Linked DNA regions of Homo sapiens: region 2 is linked to region 1. Evidence: chromatin loops called from intact Hi-C (ENCODE). Cell type or tissue: MCF 10A. All regions are shown on one strand. Links, peaks and the distances in the headings refer to the core of each region. The heading gives the core; the rest is flanking DNA.

What was found. Peaks named below come from ENCODE experiments on the same cell type or tissue, not always from the same donor. Only the 100,000 strongest peaks of a DNase experiment are listed, where the experiment ranks them.
Region 2: a loop joins it to region 1, with 9 times the contacts of the local background. A loop is called at or near these places in 2 of 110 quality-filtered maps.

What each region holds. Positions count from the first base shown.
Region 1 is chr3:72,334,205-72,340,403 of GRCh38, forward strand. No RefSeq gene overlaps it. Among named protein-coding and RNA genes, the nearest start is that of RYBP, 110 kb to the right of the region's middle. RefSeq lists an enhancer at 739-1,305 and a silencer at 5,197-5,306. In MCF 10A, for the core only: no CTCF peak of the experiment used is centred there; DNase peaks (open chromatin) are centred at 2,837, 4,787 and 5,177.
Region 2 is chr3:71,969,061-71,975,259 of GRCh38, forward strand. No RefSeq gene overlaps it. Among named protein-coding and RNA genes, the nearest start is that of LINC00877, 130 kb to the right of the region's middle. RefSeq lists a silencer at 5,023-5,205. In MCF 10A, for the core only: a CTCF peak has its summit at 3,165; a DNase peak (open chromatin) is centred at 3,141.

The sequences.
Region 1 (6,199 bases), core at 805-5,804:
CTCTTGGGACCCAGCCACCATACTGTGAGGAAGCCCACACAGCCCATGGAGAAAATCCTACACATGGAGAAAATCCAAGGTCCCCAACCCACAGCTCCAGGCTGAGCTCCCAGCCGACCAACAGACCTACTTGCTAGCCGCAGCCACATGAGCGAGCCATCTTGAAATTGTATCCTCCAACCCAGTGGAGCTGCCTCAGCTTCTGTCACATGGGAACTGAGAAAAGCCCTCCTCTCCATGCCCTGCCCAAATTGCAGATTTATGAACAAAATATATGATGTTGTTGTAAGCCACTGAGCTTGGAGGTGGTCTGTTTGCAGCAGTAGATAACTGATTCAGAGAGGATAAGGGGCTGCCCAAGGTCACACAGCCGCTCAGTGGAACCCAGTCTTGAGCCAAAGTCCCCAGCATCCTGGGGTAATTCTCCCTTTCACAATCCCTATTTAACAGACAGAAAAGCAGGGCTCAGAGAAGTTAAGGAAATACACTTAGCTTAGAAGTTAAGGTCACGAAGCAAGTGTTCTGGTTTAATTGTGCTCTTTCTCTCAAAGATGTGTTGAACTCCTAAACTCCAGAACCTCAGAATGTGACCTTATTTGGAGATAGGCTCTTACGGAAGTAATCGAGTTAACATAAAATGATTAGAATGGGCCCTAATCCAATATAACTGGTGTCCTTATACAAAGGGGAAATGGACAGAGACAGACATGCACAGAGGAAGACAGTGAGAAGACACCAGGAGAATGCAATGTACAAGCTAAAGAACGCCTGAGGCTACTAGACGCTAGGGGAGAGGCATTCTGGGAAGGCTTCTTGGAGGAAGTGACGCCTAAGTCCTGAAGGATGCATAGGAGTTAGCTGAGAGATGATGGGAGGGAAGCATATTCTCTGTAGAGGGGGCAGCTTGGGGTTCCGGGAGTCCTGCTGTAAGGACTGAGAAGCTCGCAGGCAGTAGCTGGAATGGTGTGCGTGGCAAAGGCCTGGGCTGGAGCAGTGCCCGGAGGCAGGATGAGGATGGCCTTTGTTAATTCAGCAGGCAGGCCGTTTGGATGTCATCCGAGGGCAGTGGGGAGCCATCTGCCTTTTTCTTCTGAGCCTTGTCACCCCAGCGGGTGTCCTCTAAGAGCATTTCACACTGTGGCCTGGCCCTCCTCCTTGGAGCCTGGAAGTGAGAGAAATGGTGGGTTTGTGCTCAGCAGGAGAGGAGCTGTCTTTGCAAAGCCCCCTCGGGTCTGGGAATTAAGGGCTTCTGCTGCCGACTTCCACCCTGCAGCCCTTCAAAAAGTGTCATCACTGCCAAGTGCAATTCCAAATAAAGAGACGCCTTCGCAGAGCCACCTGCGGGTTGAGGGAAAGCTGGAAGGCTGGGGGGCATCACTGCGAGGCCCTCGAGGGCTGCTCACAGGAATCTCTCCTAGGGGGTGGCCCCAAGCTGGAGTCCTCTCGCCACCAGCCCCAGAGGCACTGGGTGGAATCCTTATGTTGTTACTGTTAATAGAAAGGGTTTCTGGATAAAGACACCCTCCTCCTACCTCCTAAGGAGCCCAGGGCCTGTAGAGATTGTCATTAAGATTGCTGTTATCGACAGCAAGGTCCACATGATGTGGAGATTTGGATGCTGTTCTTCTGCGGCCTCCCCTACGCCCATAAAAGATAGCTTCTCTGTGTTTCCCAAAGCCTTCTCATACATTCCTTTCAGATATGAATTCCTCAGCCAAACCAGAGCTTTGGAAGTGTCCCTGGGGCCTCCCTAGTCTGAGGAGTGCCTCCACCCACCCACCCCAGCTTCTGGAGTGCCTGTGCTTCCACCAACATCCACTCAACTCTTCACCAATGCAAAGTCAATGAATGTTGTCAACAAACATGTCAGGTAACCAGTACAAGATAGAGCAGAAGCTGGGAACCTGGGATAACTGGGGCATGGAAAACACCTCCCCACCCTCCCCAAAGGCCCCAAAGATGCACATGTGGCTTTCAGTACCAGGGCAGGTACCATGCCACCCTATGGGCCTCAGGAAGTCAGCCAGTTCTGGCTCTTCCACTCACTACCTGCAGCTTTGGGCATATTACTCTAACTCCCAGAACCTCAGTTTATTCCTCTGTAAAATGGGTATAGTACGGGCACCGACATCATGGGGCTACTGTGAGGGTGCAGGGTGATAATGTCAACAGAGCACCCAGCGTGGTATTGGGCACTTAGGAGCCCTCGGTGACTGGAAGCTGCAATAGGGCAGGGGGTCATGGAGCCAGGTGAGAGAAGGGGCATGGAAAGAAGCTTCTAGAACCCCCTGTGGCCTGGCCACCAAATTGCCTGGTGGGAACAAATGAGCCCCAAGTCGGCAGTCACAGGAGCTACCAGATGCTGCCCTGAGCCCTCTCCACGTGTTCTTCGTTTCATCATTACCCAGACCCAAGCAGGTGGGCTCTGTTATCCTCTCTATTTTAAAGAAGAGGAAGCTGAGGCTCCTAAACCCCAATTAATGTGCCCAATGTGATCACAAGGCTAGTAAGTGGTGGAGTCCAGGTGCCAGAAAGAGGTCCAGAGAGCACCTCTGCCTAGAGTGTGGCCCGCTCGAGCAGAAAGCAGCCCCAGTCAGCCTGAGATGAACAGCTCTCCCCTCGGGCTTAGAACTCCCAGCTGCTTCTCTGAGCTGGACTCCTGCCAGTGTTCACCCAGGTAACGGAATTGCCTGGGGAGCCCTGCTTGACTCCAGGGAAGCCGGCGGGGGGGGCCCCCAGGCAGAGAAATGAAGTGAGCAAGACACCTCCCGTCCCCAGCCTTCCCCCGCTCATCCCTCTCCTCCAGAGGAGCTGGAAGGAGGAGTTCCTGCAGAAAGAGTCCACACCCAGGAGGACACTGTGCTCGGGCTTATGCCAGGAGGCCGCCCCCTACCCCAGCAAGGGCGGCGACAGGAGGCGGAAACCCTGGGAGCAGAGGGGGAGGGGCCGGCCCAAGGAGTGTCTGAGCGCCTTCTCCCAGGCTGCCTGGAACAGGATGTTCCAAAACGAGGAGGCTAGCCAAGAAGCAGGGCGTGTGTGCGTGTCTGTGTAGCGTATGTGTGTGTGTGCGTGGTGTGCATACGTGCATGTGGTATATGCATGTGTGCATGTGTGGTGTGTGTGCCCTGTGTTGTAAGTGCACGTGCACGTGGGAGGGTGTGGTGTGCGAGGGCTATGTGTGAGTGTGGTGTCTGTGTGTGACGTGTGGCATATGTGATGTATGTGGTGTGTGTGGGTGTGTATATGCATGTGGTATGTGCACATGCACACGGTGTCTGGTGTGTGGCGGGGAGTGTTTGTGTATGTGTGGTGTGTGTGTATGTGTGGTGGGTGTGGGTCTGTATGTGTGTGATGTGTGTGGGTGTGTATGTGTGTATATGTGGTGTGTGGGTGTACGTGTGTGGTGTGTGGGTATGTGTGTGGTATGTGTGGTGGTTTGTGACTGGTGTGTGTATGTGTGTGGTGGGAGTGTTTGTGATTGTGTGGTGTGTGTGTGGGGGGGAGGGACTGGCACTGTGGAACACCAGGACAGGATCTGAGTGTGGGTGGGTTAGGTTCACCTATGTAGAGCAAGGCGGAAGTGACGAGGAAGTGGAGGAGCAAGAGGAGAGGGAGGAAAAGGAAGGGGGAAGCGAGGGAGGCAAAAGGAGGAGGCCAGCGATTGCAGGGGTATCTCATACTCTCACTCTCCCCTACCTGGGGACAGCAGGGGTGTTGGAAAGGGCACTGGGGGTCCCTGCTCTGAGAAAACCCTCATGGGGCATCCAGGTGGTGGACTGGAAAACTGTCCCAAGGGTCTTCTGCCCTCTCTCCATGGCCGTCAGCCCCATGGCCTCTCTGGCTGACAAGTGGGTTCCCCTGAACTCATATGTCAACTTAATTGCCTCCCCCTGCCCCTATCCTTCCTGATGAATAGGAGTAGCTGGCTGACTGGGGACCACTTATTCTGGACATTGCTGAAGAGGGTCAAGGCATGCTTTCGGTTTGATCTAGGGTTTCTGTCAGTGATCGCTAGTGATTCATGTGATACTGTAAGAAGTCAGTCAGGGCCTTGGTGTTGACAAGGTTAGATGATTGATTGACTGACTGACTGACTGACTGACTGACTGACTGATGGTCACTGTGGGTTTCACTGTAGCTGGCTGGCTGTGATCTGGACTGACCAGGCCATGGACTGTGGGAGCTTGTGACTATGACTGGGCCAACTGCAACTGGGCTGATGGATTCAGTGGATTGAACATGACTGGTGAGGAGACAGGTTGACAAGGAGACCAACTCATTGACCACATGCATGATGGACTGACTGGCCAGTTGATGACAATGGGTTTGGTGTATGGTTGACTGGTTGGTTGTTTAATTCAAACTGACTGGATAACTAGGCAGCTTACTATGACTGACTATTGTGACTGCCTGCCTGGCTGACTGAGGGAATAACTGAGTCAGTGTGACTGGCAGGCTGATTCAGACTGACTGGATGTCTGGATGACTATGATCTCCTAACTGATAGCCGTCAGTGATGATCTTGACTGACTGACTAGCCGGCTCTGGGATTGGCTGTCTCTTCCAGACTGACTTGGTAACCGTGGGTCTGACTGTGACCCCTGCGTCTTGACTGACCGCCTTGATTGCATGCCTGACATTTTGAGATCAACTGACTGGCTGGTTGCCTGGTGTTTCATTGTGGCTGTGGCACAGCCTACGGCTACCTGTGACTAACCATGAAACTGACTACACCCAACTCACAGGACAGACCGGGTGGACTGACCACCTGCCTTAGTCATGGAAAACTGACTCTGGCTGACTCAACTGCCAGAGACTGACTGAGATGAACAGGCCAGCCAAGAGACAGCTGGGTGACTCGTGGTGAGTGGCTTTGTCTGACTGGATGGCTGTGACAATGTAACTGAGTCTGGCTGTGAGACAATAACCTGTGGATTGACTGACTTGAATGTGTTGACTGGGTGGCTGAATCTGATTGGCTATGTGGGTGACTGATGACTCCTGGCTGACTGGCTAACCCTGCCTTGACTGACTGATTGATGGGCTGACAGATCGAGTTTGACCAGGCAGCAGGAGACCTGCTGACCACGGCTGTGACTCACTGTGTGAGCGGCCATGTCTGACTGTGTAACACAATCTGACCAAGAGACAATGACTAATTGACTGACCAACTGACTGAGATTGGCTGGGTGTCTGACTGACCAGCTGTGACTGCAACTCCTGATGTGAGTGGGCGTTGACTGGGTGGCCCTGACTCGTATAGGCAAGTCTGGCTGTGAGACAACAGCTAACTCCCTGACTGGCCCAGTGTGCCAACTGGCTGACTGCTTGAGGCTGGCCAACAGACCAGCTGACCGTGCCTGGGACTCACGGTGTGCGTGGCCATGCCTCACTGTGTGGCCCTGGCTGTGTCTCGGAGTCTGACTGTGAGACAAGGGCAGACTGACTGACTTTCCTGGCCAACTGCCTCCAGGTAGCCTGTCAACACAGTCCCTACCCTTCCCAAAACCATTAAAGTGCTGCAGTGGGAGCTGGCCCAGCCTGAGGGGACAGAGCAGCTTCTGTGGAGCAGCAGGGACAGGAAGAGGGAAGCAGGAGCCGCTGGAGGGAGAAGAGGAGTAGGCCCTGCCCAGGAATGGGCCACACGGAAAGTTCTCCACCTCACCCTGGCGGGGGCTGGGTCACAGGCACACGTTCTTGGAGCTGTGTTTTGGCTCTAGTCTTATAGCTCCTTTGTTTGGGGGTGAGGGGGGAGGGGAGCTGGGGGAACCTATAAACATATTGAGCCAATAACTCACCTACAGGACTCCAATTATAGGGCTGGGGGAGAGAGGATAGCTGGGTGGGGGTGGGGCGGGCCACGGGCAGCCATTTATGGGGCTTGGATTGGGGCCAAACGCTGCCCTAGAAAATCCAGGTCTTGGAATGCAGGGCTGGAGAAGTCTTAGGAAGGAGCAATGTGTCTGTCAGTCACACCTCTGTTACCGCCACCATTTTATAGCTGGGGAAACAGAGGCCCACAGCCCTCAAGAGCCCAGGGCATTTCCCACACCCGGCCCCCCCTGGGGCTGTCCCCCAGAGCCCGGGCAGGTGGTGAGCCTCAGCCCTCCCTTACTCTCCCGCAAGATGCTGGGCAGCAGAATTTGGGGGGCAGGGTCGATGACCTTGGGCAAGTTACTCCATCTCTCTGAGCCTCAGT
Region 2 (6,199 bases), core at 578-5,577, 370 kb before region 1:
ATGGAATTTTTCTTCATCTGGATAATTGAAAGCACAAGTCCAACAGAAAACATATCTCACCGGGGAAATTAGTTGATTTACCTCATCTAACTACCAGGAGAGAGGGTCTGCTTGCAGAATTCACACTGCCCTGCAGAGCTTCTCTGTTGCAGATTAATTACACCTGAAGGGTTTGCTAATGCTGGATTTGGAGCCTCAATTAGATGTGCTCTTCCAGGACAATGATACCTTGCCCAGGCAGCCTTGGGTTTGGCTTATCCCAGGCTCTTGCTTCTGGAAGAAGTGGTTATACCTCAGTATAACAGTCCTCTTGGGAAAGCGGCTGTAGACCTGCTGGTCCTTAATTTCTTGGGGCTATGTTTAAATCCAATTATAAATCTGAATGATTATATAATAGAAGATCAAGTTTGGTTTGCTTTTTTCTTACTGGATTCTATTTCAGAACAGCAGTATAGTAGTGAGACTAACAGCATAGATTTGTGGAACCAGATGCTGAGTTTCAAACTTCAGCTCTGCCACTGAGCAACCATCTGAACTTGGGTAATTTACATAACCCTCTTTGGGCTTCAGTCTTCTCATCTGTAAAATAGGGATGATAATGGAACCAACCTCCTACAATTGTCAGGATTAAATCTGTTAATAGTTGGAACAGTATTGACCCGTTGTAAATATTCTCATTGGGCAAATATTATTATTTAGCTGTCTAAACAGTATCAAAAAATGTGATTATTAAAAAAATTTTTAAAAAATATTTTTCTACTTAAGAGGTGATGCCATTTTTATAATTGAAGAATAGTTGGCTGTAGCATGCCATGGAAGGGGATGAGTTGATCCACTGGTCTGCAAAGGACTGGTTGTTACGTTCCTGTAGCAGGTGTCCTGTAGCATTGCTCCCAAATGCCTGGTACCAGGCCAGCTTGCCCAGCTGCAGCAGTGCTGGTTTAACAGCCCACACCTGCACCCTCTCTGAAGGCTGGGCATGGCTGGCAGGAGACACAGCTCCTGAGATGCCTGGGAGGTTACACACTCCCTGCAAATTCTTTGACATTCTTCTCACCAAAAGGCAGATTCCCTCTCCTTGAAGGTGGGCCAGTATTAAAGACTTCAGGATTCTAAGGAAGAGGATGAGGTGGAAGTGGCTGCATGCCTTCTGTTGTAGGTTGAATGTGTCTTCTAAAAAGATATGTTCAAGTCTCAACCCCTGATATCTATGGATGTGATCTTACTTGGAAACGTCTTTGCAGATGTAACCAAGTTTTAACGAGGTCATACTGGATTAAGGTGGGCTTTAATCCAGCGACTCATGTTTTTATATGGAGAAGGAGGGGGAAATTTGTCTTTATATGGAGAAAGACAGGGAGACAGGGTTTCATCATGTCGTCCAGGCTGGTCTTGAACTCCTGGGCTCAAGTGATCCACCTGTCTTTGTCTCCCAAAGTTACAGGTCTGAGCTTTCATGTCTGGCCTGTTGCTAATGTTTAATGGACATTTATGACACATCTAAGCATTAACTCACTCCATCTTCACAACTATTGTTAAAACAGTTATTGTTTTACACATAGAGGCATGCACACACACGGGAATGTCACATGAAGATGGAGGCAGAGATTGCAGGGATGCTTCTACAAGACAGAGTGCCAAGGATTGCTGGCAACACCAGAAGCTGGAAGAAGCAAGGAAGGATTCTCCACTGGAGCTTTGAGAGGGAGTGCAGCTCTGCCAACACCTGGATTTCAGACTTCTGGCCTCCAGCACTGTGAGAGACCAAATTTCTGTTGTTTTAAACCACCCAACTTGTGGTCCTTTGTTACAGCAGTCCTAGGAGACTAATGTACCTTCCAAACTAGATTGTAAGCAACAATACGGCTTCGGCCTGCCTCTCTGTCTCTGTCTGTCCCTCAGGACATGTGCCTTGGAGTCTGAGCCGTGATGTAAGAAGCTCAATGACCGGGAAGCCACCACACTGAGGTAGAGATAGAGACCCCTAAGGAGCCCCAGCTGTTTGAGTCTTCTCAGCCCAGCTACAAGACACATGTGTGAAGAAACTTTCAAGACAGCTAAGCCCTAACTGCCATCTGCCTGTACCCTCATGAAAGACCCTGAGTGAGAACAGCCTGGCGCAGCCCAGCTGAGCCACCCTCAAATTTGTGACCCACAGAGACAGTGACAGATAATAAATGATTACTGTTGTTTAAAATTTTACTTTTTATTTTAATTGTGGTAAAATACACATAACAAGGCTGGGCAAAGTGGTTCACATCTGTAATCCTAGCACTTTGGGAGGCCAAGGTAGGCAGATCTCTTGAGCCCAGGAGTTCGAGACCTGCCTGAGCAACATAGCGAGATCCCTGTCTCTACAAGAAAAAAAAACAAAACAAAACAAACAAAACAAAAAAAAAACATTAGCCAGGCGTGGTGGTGTGTGCCTGTAGTCCCAGCTACTTGGGAGGCTGAGACAGGAGAATTACTTCAGCTCAGGAGTTCAAGGCTATAGTGAGCCATGATTCTGCCACTACACTCCAGCCTGGGTGATAGAACAAGACCCTGTCTCCAAAACAAAAACAAAATAAAAAAATCCCACATAATGGGGAATTTATCATTGTAACCATTTTAAAGTGTACAGTCAAGTAGATAGTGTTAATATATTCACATTGTTGTATAACCAATCAGCTTTTTCATCTTGTAAAACTGAGATTTCATAGCCATTAAACAACTCCCCATTCCCACCTCCCTCCAGTCAAGCATCATTCTACTTTTCATCTCCATGAATTTGACCACTCTACGCAGCTCATATAAGTAGACTCATACCATATTTGCCTTCTTGTGACTGGCTTACTTGACTTAGCATAATGCCTTCCAAGTTCATCCATGTTGTAGCATGTCAGAATTTTCTTCCTTTTTAAGGCTAAATAATATTCCATAGTATGTATATACCACATTTTGATTATCCTTTCACCTGGCAATGGACACCTGCATTGCTTTCACCTTCCGGCTGTTGTGAATAATACTGCTATGAACATCTGTGTACAAGAAGATGACTGTTGTTTTAAGTCATTAGTTCTTGCGGTGATGTGTTAAACTACAAGAGATTATTCCAATCATGCCAAGAGGATGTTGTATACCAGCCAAGCCTTCTTGCCTCCGGGCAGGATAACCTCTGCAATTCATGCTTCATGCTCCAGAGCTCCCCAGAGGATCATACTCAGGCCAGTTCCCTCCTGAAACCACCATCTGCCTGCTCGCTCTCCTGCCTGATCCTGCTTCCCTCACTCTGCTGCAGGTTACCCTGAAGCGCCACCTCCATAGACCACCTGCTCAAAAGTCCCCATCTTAGGCTCTGCCTCCAGGACACTAACTTAAGCCAGGCAATGCCACATGGCCAGGTGGTATGAGTTGTCATGAATGATTGCTGGGATGTTACAGTGATCTCACAGCATTGCCCCCAGCGATGTGATGGTTCTTGGTCATTTAAATACTTAGGTGGGTATCAACTCTGTTGAAGTGTTGAGTAGCAATTGTACTAATAGATACACTGAAGCTAAAAATAGGCTTCTCCTGATGATTGCGCTCTTTTGGAGTTAAACTACCTAACTCTGGAAGTGGTATTAACCCAGAGCAAGTCAGGCAAAAGTTCTCCGGCTGCATTGCAGAACATTTTGCATTTTGCAGTGTGTCTCCACATACATTCTCTTTGTGAGTCCTGCAGTGGTTCAGGGAGGTGTGCAAGGAGTAGTCACCTCATTTGACAGTTGACGAAAGGGGTTCAGAAAGCTTACAAGAATTGACCAAATAAACAATAGAGCTTGAACAAGAAGAGGCATGGTGTTTTGATGCCCCTTCTGGGCTCCCTGCATCTACTCTATCCTCCTCCAATCCACTCCCCATAAAGCAGCCACAGCAATACCTCAAAAACGCAAACCAGACTGTGTCCCTCTTCTTGTGACCTCATGATGGTGTCTTGTTGCACTTGGAATAAAACACAAATTGCTCCTCACAATTGAGGAGGCCCAGCCTCACGTTAGGCAGCTTTCCCCAGGGGCTGGCCCATGAGGCTCTAGCCACGCTGACCTTAAGAGGACAGCAAACAAACACACAGCAAAAGACACACATCAAACTCTTCAGGGTCTCCTGATGTCACCTCTGCCCCAAAACACTCTTCTCTGGCTCTTCAAATTGCTGCCTTCCCCATAGCTTAAATACTGTCTCCTGGTTTTAAAATACACCCGTAAATCTTTGACCCTGCTCTCTTCAAAAGGTGGAGCCTAATTGTCCTCCCCTTGCATGTGTTCTGAACTCAATGACCCACTTGTAATGAATAGAATACTGGAGAAGTGACAATAGGCGACTTCCAAGACTAGGCTATGAAAGGCATTGCCGTCTTCTCCTCATTCTCTTTCTGGGCCATTCACTCCGGGAGCAGCCAGCTGTCACTGTCGTGTCATGAGGACAGTCAAGCAGCCCTAATGAGGGCCAACGTGGTGAGGGACTGGGCCTCTTGCCAACAGCCGAGGAGGAACTGAGGCCTTTAAGAGCCACTGGAGTGAGTGTCATGATGTGATGGGTTTGCAGTGTGTCAGCTTAACTAGGCTGAACTACAGAATCCCCTTATTTGTATGTTTCCAGTTAGGGTTGGCCATGAGGGAGAGTCTCAGTGACTTGGAGTAGGGGGTAGTGGTACTGGGGGCAACAGCAATTTTGTATTGCAAATACATTGTTACTCACCTGCTGACTCACCTTGTTGATGTGATGCAGGAGCTGGGCCAGGTGTGTGTGTTCAGATCTGGAACAAATGCCCAACCTCTGTAGGATGCCCTCACCACAAAGAACATGAGTTTCAGTCTATCCTTGTGGAGCTCTAGCTTGTGCTGGTGGGGTTTCCATTTGCTTGTGGCCTTTCCTTCCTGATTGCTTGCTCTGTGGATTTCAAGGTCTAGCATCAGATGTAGGGAGAGCTTTATACCTGGAAAGAGACTTATAACCATCCCCCCAACTCTGTGATCTATATCGTTGCTACTGGTTCTGCTTGTCTGAGAGAACCCTGTTTGATATAATGAATCACCTTGGAAACAGATCCACTAGCCCCAGTCGAGCCTTTGGATGACTGCAGCTCCAGCCAGGCAACATCTTGACTACAATCTAGTGGGAAACCCCAAGCTGGGACTACGCAGATGAGCCTCTCAAAAATCCCTGACCCACAGAAACTGGGAGATAGTAAAGGTCTATTATTTTAAGCACTACATTTTTGGGGTAGTTTGTTATCCAACAATAGATAAGCTAATGCACCCACTCCTAGACGCCCTGTGGGACCATGCTCCTATGTCCCTTGCTTTATTTTCTATTATAGCACACTGCTGATTCTTTTCAGAACACTTATCACAACCTACAATCAGTTAGTAGATTTATATGCTTATTTGTTTCATATCTGGCCTTCCCACAAAAATGTCAACCCCCTGAGGGTAAACGTCTTCTCTGTCTTGTCCTCCTATAGGTCCAGCACCTGACTAGTCTAACTCCACTTCTCAGTAGCCATGAGGCCTTGGGAAACTTGCTTTCTGTGACTCAGTTTCTTCAGCCTTTGGGATGATGACAACAGTCCCTACCTCATCGGATTGTTGTGAGTGTAACATAAATTAACACTTATAAAGTGCTTCAAATATTACTTGCCCATGGTAAATATCCAGGACATATAAGTTGCTAGTATTTTTAATATTACAGTAGAAACTCAATAAACACCTACCGAGAGACTAAATGAAGGAATTAATTGATCTCTTTGTCCTATAATCTTAAGTATCCAAGACACAACTGAGAAAATCCCAGAGGCACCTAGACAGCTAAAACGGATGTCCCACAGGCTAGCAGCAAAGCCCATCTAATTAACTTATAGGCAAGCTCTTGGGCCATTACTCAGAACTTAATTACTTAATAGTCTTAGCAGATATTTATTAGTCACCTAACACATGGAAAGCATTGTGCTGGGTGCTGGGGGAAGGGGACAGAGAGACACGAAGGTGAATTGAGCTCATTACCTTTCCTCAAAAGAGCATGCTCTCTAGAGGGAAGATACAAGAGCCACCAATCACACAATTACAAAAGTGTGAGCAAGGTGGGTGGAGGTGGGATAGAGCGATGTTGACTATCAAGGTGGCCGGGCTCAATTAGTCACAATTATAACGTGCATAACAAGCTTAATTGTCTGGTT